Regions from separate parts of the Homo sapiens genome. Here regions 1 and 2 are each linked to region 3. A link is a contact called in ENCODE Hi-C data. All regions are on one chromosome and are shown on one strand. Each heading gives the region's core, a stretch centred on a gene start or an enhancer-like site at or near the end of the contact. The rest is flanking DNA. Distances are from core to core; before and after follow the strand shown.

Region 1 (3,703 bases), core at 140-2,639, 3.6 Mb after region 3:
GTTAATAAAACTTCACTCTCAAAAGAGCCGGACCCTTCCTTCCACTGGTCTATGAAGCCTCATCAGAAGCCAATGATGGAGCTTTGGCTCCTGCAAAGGACCCGTGGGGACCTAGAAGCCCCAGGCAGGGCCCTGAAGGTAGGTAAAGGGAGCCTCAGTCCAATGCCCAGGTCATCTCTTCAAGGTTCTCTGCCTTCATTTACTAAGTAAGTTCATCTGTGTCAACAAATCAGCATCCTAACGTTCTCAGGATACCGCCTGGCGCAGAGCTGTGAACTCAGCAGCCGGCCCTGGTGGCTGTTACATGCTCTTTTCTCTGGCCTTTCCCTCTCCTGGCTCTCCTCTGACCTTTCCCCTGGGTCCTGGAGGTGCCTTTACGCCTCTCCCACCTCCTCCCCATCTGTGCCTCCTCCTCCCCTTCTCCCCCCCAACCCCCCCCACCAACCCCGACCTCTCTGGAAGAGAGAGGGATGGGGCAGGGAAAGGCCAGAGGGGGTAAAGGAGAGACAGTGGGGGTGGGAAGGACCACACAAGGAGACCAAGCAGGAGACCAAGCGGGAGAACCAAGTGGGGGCGGCGGGGACCAAGCGGCAGGGGTGGGGGGGAGCAAGCAGGGGGGGTCCAAGCGGGGTCGGGGGTGATCAGGCTGGAGCTGCTGGGCAGTCAAAGGGATGGGGATGTGGGAGAAAACCCAGTGACAACAGAAACAGAGGATGACCACAAAGGGGCTAGGGAGGGGGGTAAAGGCAAGAATTACCTGTAATCACCAAAGCCACCAGGATGAGCCGCTCTAATAACTCCCCAAAAGTTACAAACGGCATATGGTCCCCACTAAGCTCTGAAGGCTTGCCCCTCCCCCCCTTCCCCCTCCCACCCAAACTTGAAATCTCAGGCTCAGGTCAGCACTGAGGAAGAGATTCTGACCAGGCACCCAGTGTTCTCACCAGGGCGGCCCCCACCCAGGATCCACATTGACTGGGGGCCTCTGCCTTTTCCCCAAAGAGATTCTAGTCTCCTCTGCGTATCGCCAAAGCCAGTCCTGGCTGGAGGACCAAACCCCCGAGGAAGGAGGATCTGCTATGGGTCGAGCACTGTGTAACTTTCTTAACACTTTTGCAAATGTTTTGAACAACCTTTTTTCATTACAAAAACACATACTAGGTGTAGAATAATGAGAAACACAAAAAAGCAAAATGAAGAAATTAAGGATCCCCCACCACCCTAGAAACTTTTTAGCGTAAGTCCTTTGGATCTTTTCAGCTACTTTCACATCTGTCTGGGTCTTGTTATGGCCCCAGCACTGATCACCATGCCAGGCATGTCATAGGCACCTTATACGTTATCTGTGGGCCAATGGAAAGAAAAAAGAATCATTTCAGAATTTCCACCCAACACTGAACTTTAGAGCAAGGCCAAAGAAAGGGGGAAGGGGAGGACAGGAGGAAGTTGCCCCAGAGAGCGGCAAGATTGCAGCTCACTCTAAAGCTGCCCTAACTTTACAGAGACTCCGGAGAGGTTATGCAAACACGGCTCAGGAAGGGAAAAAACAACCCACACACCAAAAAGCTGAGCTGTCAGCTTCCACCGAGGGAGCTCCCTGGAGCGAGGATGAAAGGAAATGGGAAAGAATTCTTACATCCTGCTGCCCAGAGCAAGGGGACAGCTGGGCAGTCGCCATGGCAGCGGCTGGCTTCTAGCAGGCTGCTAAGGGGAGAGAGGGCAAGGCTGGGGAAGGAGAAATGTCTTCTTGCCACCAAAGAGGAAGGAGGGCTCAGTGGCCGCCCACGTCTGTAAGAGGGAGGGGGCCTGAGGCTGGGGCTGGAAGGGGCCAGGTTCGTTGCTGAAGTTGAAGGGAGAGCTCTCATTACTAAGAGGCCTGATATCACTATACCACTTGCTGTCTTTTTTCAGAGTGACTTTCGTAACTCCCTGCAGTTGACAAAAACAAAACCAAACCAAAAACACCCTCCTGTCCTGCTCAAAAAACTTTGCAAAAGTATTAAAAAGTGTAAAAACTGAAACCCATTACTCTGTTTATTTCTAAACTCCTTTTGGTTTATTCCTTATAGGGCATGAATAAAGGCTCTTTTTTTTTTTTTTTTTTGAGACGAAATCTCGCTCTGTTGTCCAGCCTGCAGTGCCGTGGCACGATCTCAGCTTACTGCAACCTCCGCCTCCTGGGTTCAAGCGATTCTCCTGCCTCAGCCTCCTGAATAGCAGGGATTACAGGCACCTGCCACCATGCTCGGCTAATTTTTGTAGTTTTAGTACAGACGGGCTTTCACCGTGTTGGCCAGGCTGATCTCGAACCCCTGACCTCAGGTGAACTGCCCGCCTCAGTCTCCCAAAGAGCCAGGATTACAGGCGCGAGCCACTGCGCCCGGCCAAGGCTCTGTTTCTTTATGTGATCCGCATTGTGTGGGTATCTGCGTGTAGGCACATTGTTTCTGCATTGGAGCTCACACTGTAAATGCGGTTTGATATCCCACGCAGGAGACTCCTCAAATGATCCCCGATTCATTGCATTTTCACTAGGTGTGAATGACCCAGCTTTCCTAGCTTGACAGAGAACATAAGAAAATGAAGTACAGGATGGCCAGAGGAAAAGAAAGATGATTACTTCGGCAGAACCTCCAGGGTATAAGCTGATCTGGATACCCAAATTAAACCGAGAGCTAAAGGTTTTCCCCCTATGACAAAGCACTAGCACTTTCTTTCATGATAATTCTCTACTTCCTTAAATGGGAGTTAGTGTGTTAGACCTGACTCCACCCTCTGACTTAGAGAAGAGTGGCTGTAAAGCAGTCCCTGGAGGCTCTGAGGACCTTATTACAGTATCTATAGCATCTATAAGGAGACGCTGCGCCACTGAGGGGTTCAGCGTCTGGCTCCCAATCACTGAACAGCCCTGGCACACACTGCTTTATACTCTTGTGTCTGCTTTTCACTGTTGTGCTGCCTCTTCCATCGCTGTGGGTTGGTTATTTGACAAACACTTACTGACAATCTGTGATACAGGGATTTTGCTGAAAATGCAATCCCTACCTTCAAAAAATATACAGTCTACCATAGCAAACAAAAATGTAGTGTGTGAATACCATGAAATTACTGCTATGGCAAAGAGTTGTGACTGGCAGTTACAGGAGCATCAAGGAAAGAAGGAAATCCGCTCTGCCTGGGCAGCTGTGACCAGGACTGGCTTTGCAGAGGAGGTGATGTTTGATTAGGGTCTTTTTCTTTTATCCCCCCGAGACGGAGTCTTGCTCTGTCACCCAGGCTGGAGTGCAGGGGCACAATCTCGGCTCATGCAACCTCCGCCTCCCGGGTTCAAGCAGTTCTCCTGCCTCAGCCTCCCGAGTAGCTGGGATTACTGGCACGCTCCACCACACCCAGCTAATTTTTGTATTTTAATATAGACCAGGTTTCACCATGTTGGCCAGGCTGGTCTCGAACTCTTGACCTCGTGATCCCCCCATCCTGGCCTCCCAAAGTGCTGGGACTACAGGCATAAGCCACCGCACCCATCCTGATCAGGGTCTTGAAGGATGACTCAGAGTTCCTCCAGAGAACAGGGTAAGGACAAAGAGGGTTCTTGTTGACAATTTGAGAGGGAGATTGTGACAGAACTCCAGACAAAGCAACAGCCTCTGCTGGCAAGTTCAAAACGCCTTCCTCCACCAGCCCTTCTCTCTTTTTCCGACTC
Region 2 (4,062 bases), core at 569-3,068, 3.1 Mb after region 3:
TCACCACGTTGGCCAGGCTGGTCTTGAACACCTGACCTTGTGATCCGCCCGCCTCGGCCTCCCAAATTGTGGGATTACAGGCGTGAGCCACCGCGCCCGGCCCAGCCTTCCTAGTTCTTGTTAACCTCCTGACTAGAAGAGCTCCCACTTCTTCCCTAGGTGCTTCAAAGGTTCCGCAAGCTCTGCATTGGAATTTTCCCTTTTTATATAGAAAGGACCAACTCTTGATTATACGGGGTGCCTGGGGAGTGCAGTCGTTTGACACGTGTCTGGGTCAGGTCCCAGCTCCCATTCTCAATCAACAGTTTTGCTGTCATCCGCATCACACATTAGAGCATAAAATAAACTTTTATTTGTCAAAAGTGTTCTGCATAAATGCTTAAACAAAATGTGGTATAGCCATACAACTGAATATTATTTGGTCATAAAAGGAATGAAATCCTGATTCATGCTACAACATGGATGAACTGTGAAAACATGCTAAGTGAAAGAAGCCTGACACAAAAGGCCGCATATCATATGTTTCCATCTGAATATACGAAATAGTCATTAAAGGCAAATCTAGAAAGACAAAGTAGATGAAAGGTTGCCTGTGGCGGGGCCTGGAAATGGGCATTGACTACAACTGGGCATCAGAGGTCTTGGGGTAACGGAAATGTTCTAAAAGTGGATTTGGTAGTGGCTGTGCTGCTGTAAATTTACTAAAAACCACTGAATAGTACACTTAAAACAGGTGGATTTTATGGTATGTAAATTCTACTTCAATGAAGCTCTTACATTAAAAAATAAGTATAAATAATAAAAGCGGATTCTCCAGATTGAAAAAAAAAAAAATGAGAGGAATTACTTCTCTTCTGCAAGCCCTCCTTTTCGTAGACATACAATTGGAGACCTTGACGTTAGGAGGGCTTACCTACACAGTTCAGACTAAAGGATGAGTCTCCAGAATTCAACGCAGGTCGTATTCCACTCCACGTAATTTCGAAGTGTCAATCAGAATCTAATAACTTAATTTGTGTAGACAAATAGGCCAAGATTCTCAGGGGCTCAACCCAATATGAAAGGTAAACATCTTAATAAAAATACTGACGATCCACAACGGTCTTAGGTAGCGCAACCATGCCAAGGCGAGGCAAGATTTTTAAGAAGCTACAGGTTTAAAAGGCAATCTGGTTCTGAGAGTTCGCCGAACAGAATCCCCGCATTTCCAAAAACCAGCAGCGCAATATGCACAGACCGAGATAAGGCAAAGAATCGACGTCTTTTAAACCTGACGCCAGCACTGCCCCGGAAGCGCACCTAGAATTGAGTCTGTCTGGAGGCTCCGGGCCAGAGCAGGGCGTATTGTTTCACTCGGTGAATGCTCATTTCACGTAAAGAAAACCAGGCAACGGAACAAGCTGCCGGAGCGCGCAGACCCCCGCAGGGCCGCGGTACAGGCACGCTGTGTCCAAACAAGCGCCGGAGGCCCCGCGCCCACCTCCCCCGACCCGGCCCGGCCCCCGCAGCCCTCGCCTCGGGGCCTCGGACGCAACCGGCACACCTGAGCGAGCGGGCCGCCGCCGCTAGGCGGAGCGGGTCGGGGAGGCCGCGCGCGGGCGGCTGACGTACCTGCGCCGCCGGGAGCTCAGGGCCGGCGGGCCCGGGATAACGGCGCCTCCGCGGCGAACACGCCTGGGCACTCCATTCGGGGCTGTTTACTCCCAACTCTCGCGAGACTGGGCGACCGGGCCAGCGAGGCCCACAGCTGGGAGCCTCAGCTCCGCCGACCCAGCGTGCCCTGTCTGTCCCGCGCTCCCGGGGCTTGCGTGCGCGCTCTGGACGCCGTGGGCAGCGGGACCACGCCGGGAGGATGGACGAAGGTCTCGCGACATTTGCGGCGGCGGGGGCCGGTGGCAGGGTGGAAGCGGAGGGGCGTGGCCAGCGAGCTGCCAGGCGGCGAGAACGCGCTGGGGGAACCCTTGGTCCGCTCTGCGCGTCGCTCTAGGATCCCCGAAAAGGAGCACGGGCGCGAAAGCGGCCAGGCTGGGCCAGGATCTAGAAAGACTGCCTGGCGCAGGCTCCCTGCCCCCGCGGGCCTGCTGTCATGGACTCGTGGAGAGCTCGCTTCCCGCGCGGACCCTTCCTGCAGGGGTCCACGTCCAGGCACCGGCGGCTCGGACACCCCACCCCCGGCCGGGCACCTGCCCTGGGTGCCCCTTAACCCGGGCGGTAGCTCGTTAAGATGGCGAAGTGTCCGGTCCGGAACACGCGAAACCCCAAATCCCGCCTGCCCGACCTCCTGACCCCCGGCCCCACGGGACGACAGACTGGGCCTCCCGACGCGCAGCGCGCTGCCGGGACACCGGTGCGTGCGAAACGGAGGACCTTTGTAACGCCACGTGTTTGCTCTTTTTGAAAAAACAAGAATAAATGTGTTAAACTGTCTGAAAAGCTTGCCGCCTAAAAGATGTCTGGGTGACTTAGATGCTAGGATCAGTTTGTTTTCAATGTAAATGGACCAGCCCGGACTCCGTACGGCACTAGCAGGGGACTGAAAGCGTCTTCAGGTACTGCTGGTGGGCGGTGATGCGCTACAGGCCGATCAGACAGTTTTGTGTCTTTTGGAACTTGACACTGCACCACGGTAATGCTGAACTGCACCAATATTACAGATCACAGCGCATCATCTTCCTTCAACATGATTTAACACAGTTGACTTAATATGGTGGATAAATGTAGAATCACAAATTACCATACCCCACCTCAGGCTTCTACTTCGTAATTTTGAGCAGGTTGTTTAACCTCTTTGTACCTCAGCTTCTTCATTACAAAAATAGGGGTACTAGCCAGGCGGGGTGGCTCGCGCCTGTAATCCCAGCACTTGGGGAGGCCGAGGCAGCCGGATCACTTGAGGTCAGAAGTTTCAGACCAGCCTGGTCAACATGGGTGAAACGCCGGCTCTACCAAAAATATAAAAACTTAGCTGAGTGTGGTAGCGCATGACTGTAATCCCAGCAACTCAGGAGGCTGAGGCAGAGAATCGCTTGAACCTGGGAGGCGGAGGTTGCAGTGAGCTGAGATCGTACCACTGCACTCCAGCTTGGGCGACAGAGCGAGACTCTGCCTTAAAAATAAATAAATAATTTTTTTAAAAAATAGGGGTACTAATATCTACCTTAAAGGATGAGGGTTAAATTAAGTACACACATAAGCCCTAGCGCAGTGGCTTATGCCTGTAATCTCAACACTTTGGGAGTCTGTGGCGGGAGGATCACTTGAGCCCAGGAGTTTGAGACTAGTCTGGGCAACAGAGACATGTCTCTATAGTTGTGTTTGGTTTTGTTTTTACCAGGTGTGGTGGTGTGCACCTGCAGTCCCAGCTACTAGGGAGGCTGAGGTGGGAGGACTGCCTGAGCCCAGGAGGTCGAGGCTGCAGTGAGCCATGATTGTGCCACTGCACTCCAGCCTGGGCAACACAGCAAGACCTTGTCTCAAAAACAAACAAAAAGCATACTCATAAAGTGCTCGGCTCCTATATGATTCAATATGTGGTGGTGGATTCTTGAATCCTTTCCTGACTCAGATCTCATACGATTTTCTGAACTTTTGGAGAATCCTTGCCTCTCTGCATTTGCAAACCGTCAAAGGCACTCCCTTCTGCCACCACACAAAGCATTTGATTTTAAACTTGACTATGTCCTTCTGTTCCAACTTTAGGTAAATTAATCTTGGTCAGGGTTCTCTGAACAGCCCTTTAGTCACTATGCCATTGAATACATGGCCCTACAGCTGGAAACTGGGGTAGAACAGTGATTGCAGGCATCCATCATGTGACAGCGAGGCCCCAAAGAAGGGGAGAGAATGCCACCACCACCAGTTTCAGAGAATGCCTATACACTGAGGGGACTGGTGTGTGGGAGAGAAGTTACTTGGAGAGCTACCAAGACAGCCTGAGCTACAGGATCCTGGTCTACCACTGGTGGATTCCCACCACTCTGGTTCTAAAATAACTTCCTAAACTTGTGCTTCACATACAGAATAAAGCATCTGTAATTCCATGGGAAGGTAAATCTTTATTCA
Region 3 (3,708 bases), core at 727-3,226:
TGGTGAATCCCCGTCTCTACTAAAAATACAAAAATTAGCCAGGCGTGGCCTGTAACCCTAGCTACTCAGGAGGTTGAGGCACGAGAATCACTAGAACTCGGGAGGTGGAGGTTGCAGTGAGCCGAGATCGCGCCACTGCACTCCAGCCTGGGCGACAAAACAAGACGCCGTCTCAAAATAAAATTTAAATATATATATATATAAATAAATAACATAAAACATTTTTAAGGCCTACATTTCGGCCCTGGTATTAAAGAATTATTTTTCAACTTTTCAAGCTATGAGCCATACTGCAGCAGAGGTCGCAGACACGGTCGGGGACGGCCTCCCCTGCCCACTTCCACTTATCACAGGACCAGTTCTAAACCGATACCACTAAGAAAGCGACTGGCGCTGGCACTGTAGACCCCATGCCAGGCTGCTTCTGGGAGGGACCCGGGGGTGCTGCCTAGGGAGAAGGGCTTAACTACTCTGACTTCCACCGAAGAGTTTCTCAGAGAATGCGCCCTCGCAGCTTTCCCTGAATAAACATTACCAGGACTTACAAGGTGCCTAGCACTCTGCCAGAATCATGTGAATTTCAGAGGAAAATACTCGTTCACACATCTCAAGGAACGCACAGGCTCGTGAGGGAGCATTCTTGCCAATGCACATGGTAAATGCCCAATCGATGTTCGCGGAATGTCAGAAACTGACAACTAGTTCAGGCCTCAACGCAGTAGGAAAAGGATGAAAAAGAAACTCATTTTAAATCAACTAAACAAGTGCAAAAGCCATACATATAAAGGAGAGGAGATACGAATGGCATCACAACATAATTCCTTTGCCATCGAAAACTTCCATGCCTTTGAGGTTTTAAATGAAGACTTCCAAAACTGATTTACTTAAGACTCTACGTAAAACGCCTGATCTTTAAACGCAAGAAAAGCAAGATGAATGTATTACTTTCCTGGAAAAAAAAAGCATTAAAGGAGAAAAAAGAGTAAAGTGTACTGATGGGGCTCTTGGTGGGTTCTCACATCACAGGGCACTGCAGCTGAGACTTGCTTGAACGGCCCCCGTTTTCTACCCGCAAATTCTCAATTGCTAGATAAACAACAATAACAACACTTTATTGGGCGCTCATCGTGTCAAACCCTGTGTTGAGGGCTCCATTCCTCAAGGTCCATTTTACCGGCGAGGAAGCCCCGGCTCCGGGAGGGGAGGAGCGCGCCCAAGGTCACCAGCCAGTTGAGTGAGTGGCGGGCGGATCCCAACCCCGAGCGACGCCCACGGCCTGTCTCGGCCACCAGCGTGTTCCAGCGAGCGCCCAGCCACCTCGCTCGCAGCCTCCCCAGCGCAGCAGCCCGGCTGTGGGCCTGCGGCAGCCGGGTCTTCCTGGTCCCCACCTCCTGGGGCCGACGGGCGGCAGGAAGGGGCTCGGCGGGACGCGCCATCAGGGACCTGAGGAGGAACAACGGAACGCGTTCGGAACGGCCTGGACTCCCGAGACTCACCCGACTCGTGGCCACACCGGGAGAACTGAAGCGGCAGTAGCCGGCGGAGACGCCCGACCCGAAGGCCGGCTGCTAGGGAGCAGACAGCTGAACCGCTTGCCAGACGCCGAAACCCAGTGACGCCCTCCACCGCTCCACCGTGCTCCCGGCTCCTCGCCCCCGCCGCCCGCGGGCCCCAAGGCGCATGCGCCGCCTGTCCTGGAGGGGCCCATTTCCGTCCGTCGTGGGGGGAGGCACAGTGAGTCCACTGGGGCACGGCAGCGTCTAAGCCACAAGCCGAGCACATAAGCCAGGTCCTAACGGAGCCTATGTGTAAGTCCACTACTGGTGCAAGGTTGCACACTTCTAAGAAGAGCGGCGTGGGGGGCTCGGCGACCTTCGCTTCAGTCGCTCCCCCGTGCAGTCCCCTGTGCCCAAGACACAGCCTGATGCTTGTGCTCCGGTGGGCGGAGCTTGGAGGCGGCGGGAACTGCAATTGGTGGCTTTGAAGGCGCGGCGAGCGGGAACAGCTCTTGAGGAGTGAGACTGCAGGAGATGTGGGCCGGTAAGAGAGCCCCGGGCGGCACTGGATCGGGCCCCGGAGGGTGTGGGGCCTTGAGGAAGCCAGATCCCAGGCCTCGGGGGTGGCTTTTTCGCAATTGTCGCACGTTGTGAGGCGCAGGATTGGCGCTGGGTCTCGGGCTCGGGGCGAGGAACTACGGTTCGGGCCGAGGTGAGGGGGCGGTGGCGCTGTGCCGGCTGTGACGTCACCTCGCCCGCGGTGGGGCGGGTGGAGCCTTTCGTAGGCTCGCGACTGCGTCAGGGGAGGGCCGTGTGGTCATGTGACCAGGGGCTCCGCTCTACGATCCTGGGGTTGCTTCCTTTCCCAGAGTTGGGGTTTTGCTTTTCTGTCACCTCGGCTTCCGTCGTTTTTTGTCCCTGTACCCTCTTGCGTTGCTCCTCGCATTGCCTGTTGGAGCGCAGCAGAGGTGTGTGGCTACGGGAACGTTACTTAAAATGGATCTTTTTGATCATGCGTTCCACAGATCTTGAGCATCTACTGTATGTCAGACACTAAAACGCTAGGAAGTATAAAGAAAGTTTTAAAATGGGGCCAGGCGCGGTAGTTTACGCCTGTAATCCCAACACTTTGGGAGACCGACGTGGGCGGATCACCTTAGGTCAGGAGTTCGAGACCAGCCTGGCCAACATGGTGAAACCCCGTCTCTACTAAAAATACAAAAATTAACCGGACGTGGTATCGGGTGCCTGTAATCCCAGCTATTTGGGAGGCTGAGGCAGGAGAAGCGCATGAACCCGGGAGGCGGAGGTTGCAGTGACCCGAGATCGCGCCACTGCACTGCACCCTGGGCGACAAAGCGAGACTGTGTCTCCGAAACAACAAAAAAAGGAAAGTTTAAAAATGGTCACGGGGTAAACGTTTACTAAAGGGATTTCCGTCTTAATTGGTGAGACTGAGGGCGCTCTACCAAATTTCTTTAGACTGGCGTTCTGCAAACTTTACCCGGAATAAATCATCTGACGTACTTTTTAAAAGATGCTAAATCTCAAGCCCTCCGTGCGCCCTCCTCACAGTTTAATTTGATAGGGCCCAGGAATCTTCATTTTAACGGGTAGCCTCGTCTGTGGGTTTTTTTGTTTGTTTTTTGTTTTTTTGAGACGGAGTCTTGCTTTGTCGCCCATGTTGGAGGGCAGTGGCACGTTCTCGGCTCACTGCAACCTCCTCCTCCCGGATTCAGGCTGTTCTCTTGCCTCAGCCTCCCGAGTAGCTGGGACTAGAGGTGTGCGTCACGACACCCGGCTAATTTTTGTATTTCTAGTAGAGACGGAGTTTCACCATGTTGGCCTGGGTGGTCTTGAACGACTGACCTCAAGTGATACACCACGCCCGGCGCGCTCCCGGCCCCTCGCCCGTGTTCTTAATGGGAGAGGTGTTGATTTGATGTTTCACTGACTGTTGAACCCCAAACCACCCAGGTTGTCTCCTCAGGCATTCATTCCACAAGTATTTATCAAAGACACATTAGACTGTTCTTGGCCTGATTAGACTTACTGACTATAGTGAGGCAGTTCTGGTCTAGGAGTATAGCTGTGAATAAAAACATCGTCCTGCCCTGGAGCTCAATTTTAGAAACAAGAAAAGTTAAAAAGATAATTTCAGATAGTTCTGTAAAGACAATTAGCAGTGGATGGCCTGGTGCAGAGGCTCACG

What was found. A loop is a pair of places that touch in the nucleus more often than their neighbours do. Pooled maps may share reads with other maps.
Region 1: a pooled map shows a loop between it and region 3 (9-fold over the local background). The contact joins the enhancer-like site here to the promoter of CENPN in region 3. A Hi-C loop is called at or near these places in 2 of 37 single-sample maps with no recorded cell type and 4 of 50 pooled maps.
Region 2: a loop to region 3 is called in a map of CD8-positive, alpha-beta T cell, with 15 times the contacts of the local background. The contact joins the promoter of MBTPS1 here to the promoter of CENPN in region 3. A Hi-C loop is called at or near these places in 2 of 168 maps with a recorded cell type or tissue (CD8-positive, alpha-beta T cell and naive thymus-derived CD4-positive, alpha-beta T cell) and 10 of 50 pooled maps.

The regions. Positions count from the first base shown.
Region 1 is chr16:84,598,227-84,601,929 of GRCh38, forward strand. All of the region lies in intron 2 of COTL1 (coactosin like F-actin binding protein 1), which reads right to left. Among named protein-coding and RNA genes, the nearest start is that of COTL1, 18 kb to the right of the region's middle. RefSeq lists enhancers at 1-310, 1,053-1,874, 1,982-2,131 and a silencer at 1,548-1,747. Within about 2 kb of position 1,390, at least 31 of the 41 ENCODE cell types and tissues checked have a DNase peak (open chromatin) inside an H3K27ac peak, as active enhancers do.
Region 2 is chr16:84,115,124-84,119,185 of GRCh38, forward strand. MBTPS1 (membrane bound transcription factor peptidase, site 1) reads right to left here and starts at 1,819. Exons shown (of 23, transcript NM_003791.4): 1 at 1,612-1,819. MBTPS1-DT (MBTPS1 divergent transcript) reads left to right here and starts at 1,920. Exons shown (of 1, transcript NR_186375.1): 1 at 1,920-4,040. RefSeq lists silencers at 1,310-1,739, 2,140-2,239 and an enhancer at 2,390-2,549.
Region 3 is chr16:81,005,238-81,008,945 of GRCh38, forward strand. CENPN (centromere protein N) reads left to right here and starts at 1,977. Exons shown (of 11, transcript NM_001100624.3): 1 at 1,977-2,040. It overlaps CMC2 (C-X9-C motif containing 2), which reads right to left and starts at 1,648. Exons shown (of 4, transcript NM_020188.5): 1 at 1,497-1,648. RefSeq lists a silencer at 1,386-1,755 and enhancers at 1,926-2,035, 2,346-2,485.